Linked DNA regions of Homo sapiens: region 1 is linked to region 2. A link is a contact called in ENCODE Hi-C data. All regions are on one chromosome and are shown on one strand. The core of a region is the stretch at or near the end of the contact, and the rest is flanking DNA. Distances in the headings are between cores, read along the strand shown.

What was found. A loop is a pair of places that touch in the nucleus more often than their neighbours do. Pooled maps may share reads with other maps.
Region 1: a loop to region 2 is called in a pooled map, with 7 times the contacts of the local background. The contact joins the enhancer-like site here to the promoter of TCF3 in region 2. A Hi-C loop is called at or near these places in 2 of 50 pooled maps.

Annotation. Positions count from the first base shown.
Region 1 is chr19:3,034,295-3,038,388 of GRCh38, reverse strand. It overlaps a transcript of TLE2 not described here. Among named protein-coding and RNA genes, the nearest start is that of TLE2, 7.1 kb to the right of the region's middle. RefSeq lists silencers at 1,889-1,948, 2,609-2,778 and an enhancer at 2,919-3,118. Within about 2 kb of position 2,093, at least 38 of the 41 ENCODE cell types and tissues checked have a DNase peak (open chromatin) inside an H3K27ac peak, as active enhancers do.
Region 2 is chr19:1,649,996-1,654,100 of GRCh38, reverse strand. It overlaps TCF3 (transcription factor 3), which reads left to right and starts at 1,486. Exons shown (of 19, transcript NM_003200.5): 1 at 1,486-1,801; 2 at 3,814-3,924. The coding sequence starts at 3,853. RefSeq lists enhancers at 748-857, 978-1,027 and silencers at 1,318-1,367, 1,378-1,507, 2,038-2,117, 2,208-2,437, 2,245-2,467 and 1 more.

The DNA.
Region 1 (4,094 bases), core at 844-3,343, 1.4 Mb before region 2:
AATTTTTTTTAAATTAGCTGAGTGTGGTGGTACACACCTGTGATTCCAGCTACTCCGGAGGCTGAGGCAGGAAGACGGCTTGAGCCCAGCGAGGTCAAGGCTGCAGTGAGCTATGACGGTGGCACTGCACTCCAGACTGGGTGACAGAGTGAGACCTTGTCTCAAATAATAATAAGGACAAAATAAATGTTGGGAGTACAAATAGCTACCCTTTATGGAGCATTTACTATGCATTATTATTATTGTTATTGTTATTATTATTTTTTTGAGACAGAGTCTCGCTCTGTCCCCCAGGCTGGAGTGCAGTGGTGTGATCTCAGCTCACTGCAACCTCCGCCTTCTGGGTTCCAAGGATTCTCCTGCCTCAGCCTCCTGAGTAGCTGGGATTACAGGCGTGTGCCACCTTGCTCGACTAATTTTTCTATTTTTAGTATAGATGGGGTTTCCCCACGTTGACCAGGCTGGTGTCGAACTCCTGACCTCAGGTGATCCACCCATCTTGGCCCAACTAAGTGCTGGGATCACAGGTGTGAGCCACTGCACCCGGCCTACTATGCATTATTGTAAGTACTTTATAGGCCTTATTTGAAGATTCTATTATTAATCTTGTGTTCCAGACAAGGAAACCCAAGCAGAGTAAACGTGCCTGGCACTGAGCCGTTGTCACTCTGGGACTTCTCCCCCAGCCGCCCAGTTCTTACTCAGGGAGAGGCTGGAGTTCCTGAGCCCCTCAGCCAATCCTAGTGCCTCCTACCACGGGCTCCCAGGCCCTGACTCCTGCTGGTCAGAACCCACTGTGACTTCAGGACCCATGCGAAAGTAGGCACAGGGGCCTTCTAACCCTAGGGGGTATCTACCTCCCCGACACTTCACAGCTGGGGGATGTTCCCAGATCCACACAGCAAAGCTAGGGGTCAGAGCCCAAGGCTCACTCTGTCACAGGAAAGGGCTTAAGGCTGCCCCATCTTTCTTCTGTCCACTTAGGGTTAGGGTAATCTAAAGGCACTGCTCAAATGAGGCAACTCCTATGCATTCTGCAAAACCCTAGCTTAAATACCGAAACCCAACATCTTTTTGTTTTGTTTTGTTTTTGTTTTTGTTTTTGAGACAGAGTCTCACTCTGTTGTCCAGGCTAGAGTGCAGTGGCGCGAACTCGGCTCACTGCAACCTCTGCATCCCAGGTTCAAGCAATTCTCCTGCCTCAGTCTCCTGAGTAGCTGGGACTACAGGAGCGTGCCACCATGTCCGGCTAATTTTTGTATTTTTAGTAAAGACCGGGTTTCACTATGTTGGCCAGGCTGGTCTCGAACTCCTGGCCTCAGGTGATCCGCCTGCCTCGGCCTCCTGAAGTGCTGGGATTACGGGCGTGAGCCACCACGCCCTGCCCCAACATCTATTAAATACTACCACCCAACATCTAGAAAGCTATCCCAACTTCCCAATGGGGGCGCTAAATCCTGGCTGAGCCTGCCCCCACTCCCACCCCCAGCTCTGATCCTCCCTAACCCCAACCCCGACCACAGGGGTTCTGAGAGAGCTGGGCTGTCTCCCCCTCCTCCCAAACTTGGGAGCCCCTCCTTGAGTTTCCACCAAGGTCAGCCCTGGCTGCTCCCAGGCAGAACAGCACGGAGTATGGGTTTCATGAAAGTTTTGTCCAGCAATCTCACTGTGCATCTGGGTAAACTGAGGCTCAAAGAGAGGCCCTGGAGGTTCTAGGGAGATGGCTCCTCATGTTCCTGGGTGGAAGGAAATGTGTGTGTGATTTTTCCGGGGGGCACACCGCCAAGCGTGGCGGGGAGCTGAGGCTCAGAGGTCACCCGCGAGCCCGGGGCCAGCGGGAGGGGACAGGCCTGGCTGGTGGCCCGGCAGTTCGGCTGGAGGGGGCGGTAGGCAGAGGTTGGCGGTGTCGGAAGCCAAAGGCTTGGCCTCCCCGAGGGAGCCGCTTTCCCGGCCCGGGTCGGATCAATGGGCTGTAATTATACCGCGCCGGGCCGGGAGCCGGCAGGGAGGGAGCGGGAGCTGGCGGGAGGGAGGCGACGGGCGGGAGAGCGCGGGCCGGAGAGGTACCCACGTTACTTTGATTGACAGCCTGGGCGGGAGCCGCGCGGGAGCTTCTGGGAATCGTAGTCTTTTTCTGAAAACCCGTGCTCTCCTCCAGCTTCCACGCTCGGGGAAACTGAGGCACAAGGCCCAGCACCACCCCCCTCCACCCCTGACTACCTATAGGCCCATCCCCCCCACCTGGGGGTAAAACTGAGACCGTTCCTGGAGCCCCCAGGCTCGGGTAAGAGCTTCAGCTCTTCGCCGGGCGTCCAGCGTGACTTAACTACTCTTTGCTTCAGTTTACCTATCTGTGAAATAGGGAGAAAGATGCAACCTCTGCTCCGCCAGCTAGCTGGTAGCATATTGCACGAGGGTCCCTTGTTTTGAAGGGGAGATAGGCCAGGCTTGGGGGTGACTCGCTTTCCCCTGTTTCTGGATAATAATGGAGCCTTAGCCCCCCCTCCTCCAATCCGGTCGAGCTCGGGCGTCCACTAGGGTCTCAGATTCTCCTAGGGAGGGGGGCCACACTCGCCAAACCCCGCCGGGAGCGCCGAGCTGCCTTCCGATTGGCCCTACTGATCCCAGTGCCTCCTGCCATTGGTTGCTGGTCTCCTAATCCCCATTGGCCAGTTTCCTATGTGACGTCACTGACCCATGTGGGAGCGTCGCGAGCGGATTGGCTGGCGCCCCCAGCCAACCACCGCGGAGAAAGGAATTTCCACAGTAGCTGGGGCGGCCAGGCTGATTTAAGGTGGTCTGAGCAATCCGGGGTCCCAGCGCAGCTTCTCAGCTTTTTCCCTTTTTTTTTTTTCCGTAAACCCACATCCACAACGTAAAACCCTAGCCAGGAACCAGGGGCTGAGCCTCTCTGTAATGGGAAGGGGGAGATCGGCGGCTGAGCTCCTTTTCCCCTCTGGCAGCTTCTTCCCTGATGGTGCAGCTGGGGAAACTGAGGCGCAAAGAGGGGGTCCGTGAAGTCCCGCGTGGCAAATGAAGTCGCTGGGGACTCTACCCACGTTGGAACACGCCTGGCAGGTTGCTTCCCTGCTTCCTGCTCTGGCCGGATGTGGTATTTTGGGGAGTTATGGAGTCACAGGCGGCCAAGGGTTCCCCAGTATGCACACAGTTGCTGGCAGCAGAGTCTCCCCAAATTCCACCCGCTGCTCCCAAAGTTGGGGATGTTGCTGCCCAGAGCAAAAACTCCTCCTTCCTGGCGGATCACACACTAAGGGATGGGGTGTGTTCCTGTGTGCGTGTGTGGTCTTGTGGCTTCTCGGGCAATCCACAAATCTGTATTTACCCTCCCCGGTGCAGTGTGCCTGTTAGAGGGATCTGAAGACTGCTGGGTAAAGATCCCCTGCTCTAGGGAGCCTCAGCTCACTCACCGGGCAATGCCCCTGTTCCTCGCCCGGCTCTGCCTTCATCCTTAGCTCGCTCCTGTGCTGACACTGACCCTATGTGACCCTGGGAGGGTACGTGTCCCTGTACCTCTGTCCCCACCAGATGCTCTGGGAGCCCCTCCCTGGAAGGCCTAGGGCTGGATCTTCTCTAGGAATCCAGCCTCTTGCAGCATGTGGAGGTGTTCGTAGACTAAACATCCATTTATCCACCAACACCAAGCAGTTTATATCCAGTGTGTGTATGTGTGTGTGTGTGTGTACGCGCGTATGGAGAAGACAGGAGGCGAAGAAGACAGGAGGCTGGGGGAGAAGGCTTTTGCAGGAGACAGTTTTTGGGTTGGGCCTTGAAAAAAATGGACTTTCTCCAGGCATAAAAGGAGGGGGAGGGAATTCCAGGAAGAGATAACAAGCAGGGAAAGGCTCAGAGGTGGGAAAGAAAGGACACAAATTAGGTGATCTGGCCAGGGTGGCTGGAGGGGGTTGGGGGTGTGGTGTGATCTGGTGGAGGAAGGTGAAGCTGGCTGGGGCAGGGTTGCAGAGGTTCCAGTGCTAGGGTGAAGAGCTGGAAATTTATCCCTAGGGCAATAGGGAGCCAGGGGAGGGTTTGAGGGAAGGAGGGCCAGGCTCCAATTGAAGATCACCAAAAACAAA
Region 2 (4,105 bases), core at 237-2,736:
ACTTTTTTTTTTGAGACGGAGCCTCGTTCTGTCGCCCAGCCTGGAGTGCAGTGCTGCGATCTCTGCTCACTGCAACCTCTGCCTCCTGGGTTTAAGCGATTCTCCTGCCTCAGCTTCCCGAGTAGCTGAGATTATAGGTGTATGCCACCACGCCCAGCTAATTTTTGTATTTTTATTTTATTTTACTTATTTATTTATTTATTTTGAGACGGAGTTTCGTCCTTGTTGCCCAGGCTGGAGTACAATGGCGTGCTCTCGGCTCATTGCAACCTCCGCCTTTCGGGTGAAAGCGATTCTGCTGCCTCAGCCTCCCGAGTAGCTAGGACTACAGGTGCCCGCCACCATGCCCGGCTAATTTTTGTATTTTTAGTAGAGATGGGGTTTCACCGTGTTGGCCAGAGAGGTCTCGAACTCCTGACTTCAGGTGATCTGCCCGCCTTGGCCTCCCAAAGTGCTGGGAATACAAGCGTGGGCCACCGCGTCCGGTCAACTTTTTAAATTATTATTTTAAATTATTTTAAATATTTTTAGAGACGGGTGTGGGTGGGGGGGGTTTCACTATGTTGTTCAGGCTGTTCTCGAACTCCTGGCCTCAAGCGATCTTCCCGCCTCGGCCTCCTTCAAAGCGCTGGGATCACAGGCAGGAGCCACGGCGCCCGATCCTAGGCGGGGTCACTTTTTACTAAAATGTAGACACGGACTACTAAGAATCAGGAAGCCAGATCTGGCCTGAGTTCTGTCCAAAGTCAGGTCCAAATTCACAGATGCCGAGACGGAGACTCAAGTCGGCAAAGGCACCGCTGAGACTCCCCGCGGGGCTCTCTGACCCAGAGCCGGAGCCAGAGTCGGTTTTCCCGCCGGGAAAATGGGTCTGACGTAGCCCCCTCGGGGCCGTGATACCCGCTCGCACCACTCAGCACGCGGGGCCGGCCCGAGGAACGCAAATATAACCAAGCAGAAGGCTCCGCGCGGGCGGCCACGCCAACCTGAGAACAAAACTCCAGGACCCACCCCGGCCGCCTCTCGCGGCCTCTCGCTCGCAGAGTCCCGCCTCTGCTGAGGGGCGGGGCCGAGAAGAAAGGAGGCGGGGCCTCACCACGAATGGCTAGGATCCCCGCCCATCAGACTTTCGCGGCTTCCGATTGACCAGACTGCTCTGCCTTAGCTTTCAATCTCACGGGCCTTACTCGCTTGCGTCATGGACTAAGCGCACAGCTCGTGTGTGCTTCCGCGGACGGGGATAGTCCGTGATTTCTCCCCGCGCCGTGGCCCGACCGCCTCCTCTGCGCGTCCCCGCTCCCAGGCTCTGGACCTCACGGGATTCGGGGTCCTCACGAGGGTGCTCGAGAGGCCGAGCTAGGGCGTTCGGGCCCGAGCCGCCCGGAGGTGGCGGAGGGATCCGCGTGGGCCGCCGGGCGGGGCACTCGGGGGCGGGGCAGGGGCGGGGCCTGCACGGGGCGGGGCGGGGCGGCGCGGGCGGGGGGCGGAACATGTCTCCCGCCGCAGGAAGATGAGGCAGCGGCGGCGGCTGCGGGCGTAGCGGGCCGGAGCCGACGCGGCGGCGGGCACCGCGGGCACCGCGCACGCCGCTGCCCCAGGGGCGCCCCGGCCGGCCGCGCGCACGGGCCCCGCGGGACGGGCCACGCGGGGGTGGGAGGGGCCCGGGCCACGCGCGCCGCCGCCGCCGCCCACGCGCGACCCTCGGGGGCCCGGCCGCGACGCACCTTTGTCCGGGGGGGGGCCCCCCCGCTTCATGCCGCCGCCCCCCCCCACGCGCCGCGTGCCCGGCCGCGCCCAGCAGGTGAGCCCGGCGGGGGGCGGGGGGCGCGCCCGGTACCCCCGTGCTTTGTGCCCAGGGAACCCCGGCCCGCCCCGCGCGCGCTTGTTGGGGGGGGGCGCGGAGGAAGTTGGGGCGGGGGCGGTGTCGGGGGGCGCCCCGCGGCCCGGGAGTCATTGTTCTCCAACTTCGCGCGGCGCCGGGGGGGCGGCGACGTGGAGGAGCCCGGAGCTCGCCAGGCCCGCGTCGCCCCCGTCGGGCCGGGCACTTCGGGAAACTTTAAGCAGCCCCGGGCGGGGGCGCGGGGGGCGCCGGACGGGCTGTGCAACTTAGGCGCGAGGACCGTCCCCCCCAGCCCGGGCGCACGGGGACCCCGGGGCGCCCCCTTTCTCGGGTAGAGGGGGGCCCGGCCCGGGCGCCGGAGTTTGGGGTGGGGAGCGCGCGGGAGGGACGTCCTTTTGTCTGCGCGGGGAAGGTGCCGCGCGCTGCAGGCGCTGGTCGGGGCCGGGCGGGCCGGGGGGGGGCGCGCGGGTAACATCTGCTCCGCGTTAATGCGGGGCGAGGCGGCGGCCGCGCTGCGAGCTTCAAAGGCTCCCGGGCCGCACCGCCTGCACCGGCTGCGGGGGGAGGGGGGTCCGGCTTCCCGGGCCGCCTCCCCCCGGGAAAAAGGCGTTCCAGCGCGCCCCCCGCCTTCGGCGCCGTGCAAAGTGGCTTCAAACATTCTCCAAGTCTCTCAAAGTCCTTGGGACGCCCCAGAAGTCTTCCAGCTCCCGTAGAATGCCCGTTTTAGCTCGCCACCCCCCCAACTAAGTCTGTCTTAAAATCGGTTTCAGCTACCCCACAAAAAAGTGCGGTTTCGTAGTCCTCAAAAAAAGTCAGTTTCACACGCCCTCCAAAAAAGAAAAAAACTGAGCGGGGGAGGGGCTGCGCTGGGGCGCCCGCTTCACACCCGGCCTCCAGTTGGCAGACAAAGAGGGGATTTCTCTGCTTCTGAAGTTGGGTCTCCCTCGACCTCGGAGGCTCCTCCCCACCCCCAGCCTCGGAGGTGTCTCCCGGGCTGCCCCCGTCCCCACCTGGGGACCCCTGGGGAAAGTCGAGACTGGAGGGGCCTGGAGTGCATTTCTTTGGAATGGAAATTTTTCTCTGTACCTTTTTCTGGGGGTGGAATGGGTCTTGGCAGGTGGATCCCCCATCCCCCATCTTAGAATGGAGCCCCCTGGGACCACGCGGGAGCACCCTGGTCTTGAGACGCTCTCCCCGCTCATGGAGGGCAGGCAAGGGATGTTGTCAAAGTTTTGCTTAAAAATAATTCCCGGATACATCGCGACAGTAAAGCAATCTAGGGCTGTTTTTTTTTTCTTTCCTGAATACTGTTGGGGTTTTCTTGGGGGGAGGGAGATTGAGGGTGGAGGAAAGCTTTGCTGGTCCCTGCATAGGATGCGCGTCCCCCCCACCCCCGGCACTTTAAGTCTTGAAGCTTGTAAAAGAGTTTCGTGGTTTTCTGACTTGTGGATTTCCTTCATGTTGAATTTGGGGGCGACCTGGTCTTCAACGGGCTGTGCCATCTGCTGGGGGAGGGGGGAATCACCAAATTTCCCTCGGGGCGGGGTAGGATCGGGCTGTTCCTCCCTTTCCCGGGGGTAGGGGGCCTCAGAGGAAGCCCGGGGTTGGTTGGAAATGAGAGAGTTGGAGAAAGGAGAGGTTCTGGCTGCCCTGCGTGCAGTTTAAACTTGGCAACTTGATGCCCTGGTGTTCCCTGGGGGAGTTAGGGAGTTTATATTTGCACACCCTCCCCCCATTTTTCAGACTCCCTGTGGTCTCTGGGGAGGACTCTGCAGGGACCTAGACTCTGGAATTCCAGCTTCCCTGCGCCTGCTCCCAGGGCTCCCCGTGCCCCCAGGGCTCTGCTGGAACTCAGACCCCAGGGCGGTTGAGGGTTTTTTAGGTGGCTTTTAGCACTCTGTGCTTTGACCACTCACAACTCTTCTCCCCTCCCTGTTTCTCCCTGTCCATCTGTCCCCACATCCACCAAGCAGGGTTTCCAGGCCTGAGGTGCCCGCCCTGGCCCCAGGAGAATGAACCAGCCGCAGAGGATGGCGCCTGTGGGCACAGACAAGGAGCTCAGTGACCTCCTGGACTTCAGCATGGTGAGCCAGGACCCCCGCCCAGCCCCCGACACCCCTTTGCCTCCACAGTTCACGGGAAGGTTTTCAGGGGAGAGTGTTTGCTGAATACTTCAGCGATGGAGCCTCAGCTGTTTGGATGGGAGGCCCCGGTGGGGCTGGGGGAGTGGGCCGCTCTCTGGCAGGAGGCTGACAGCGCACGGCA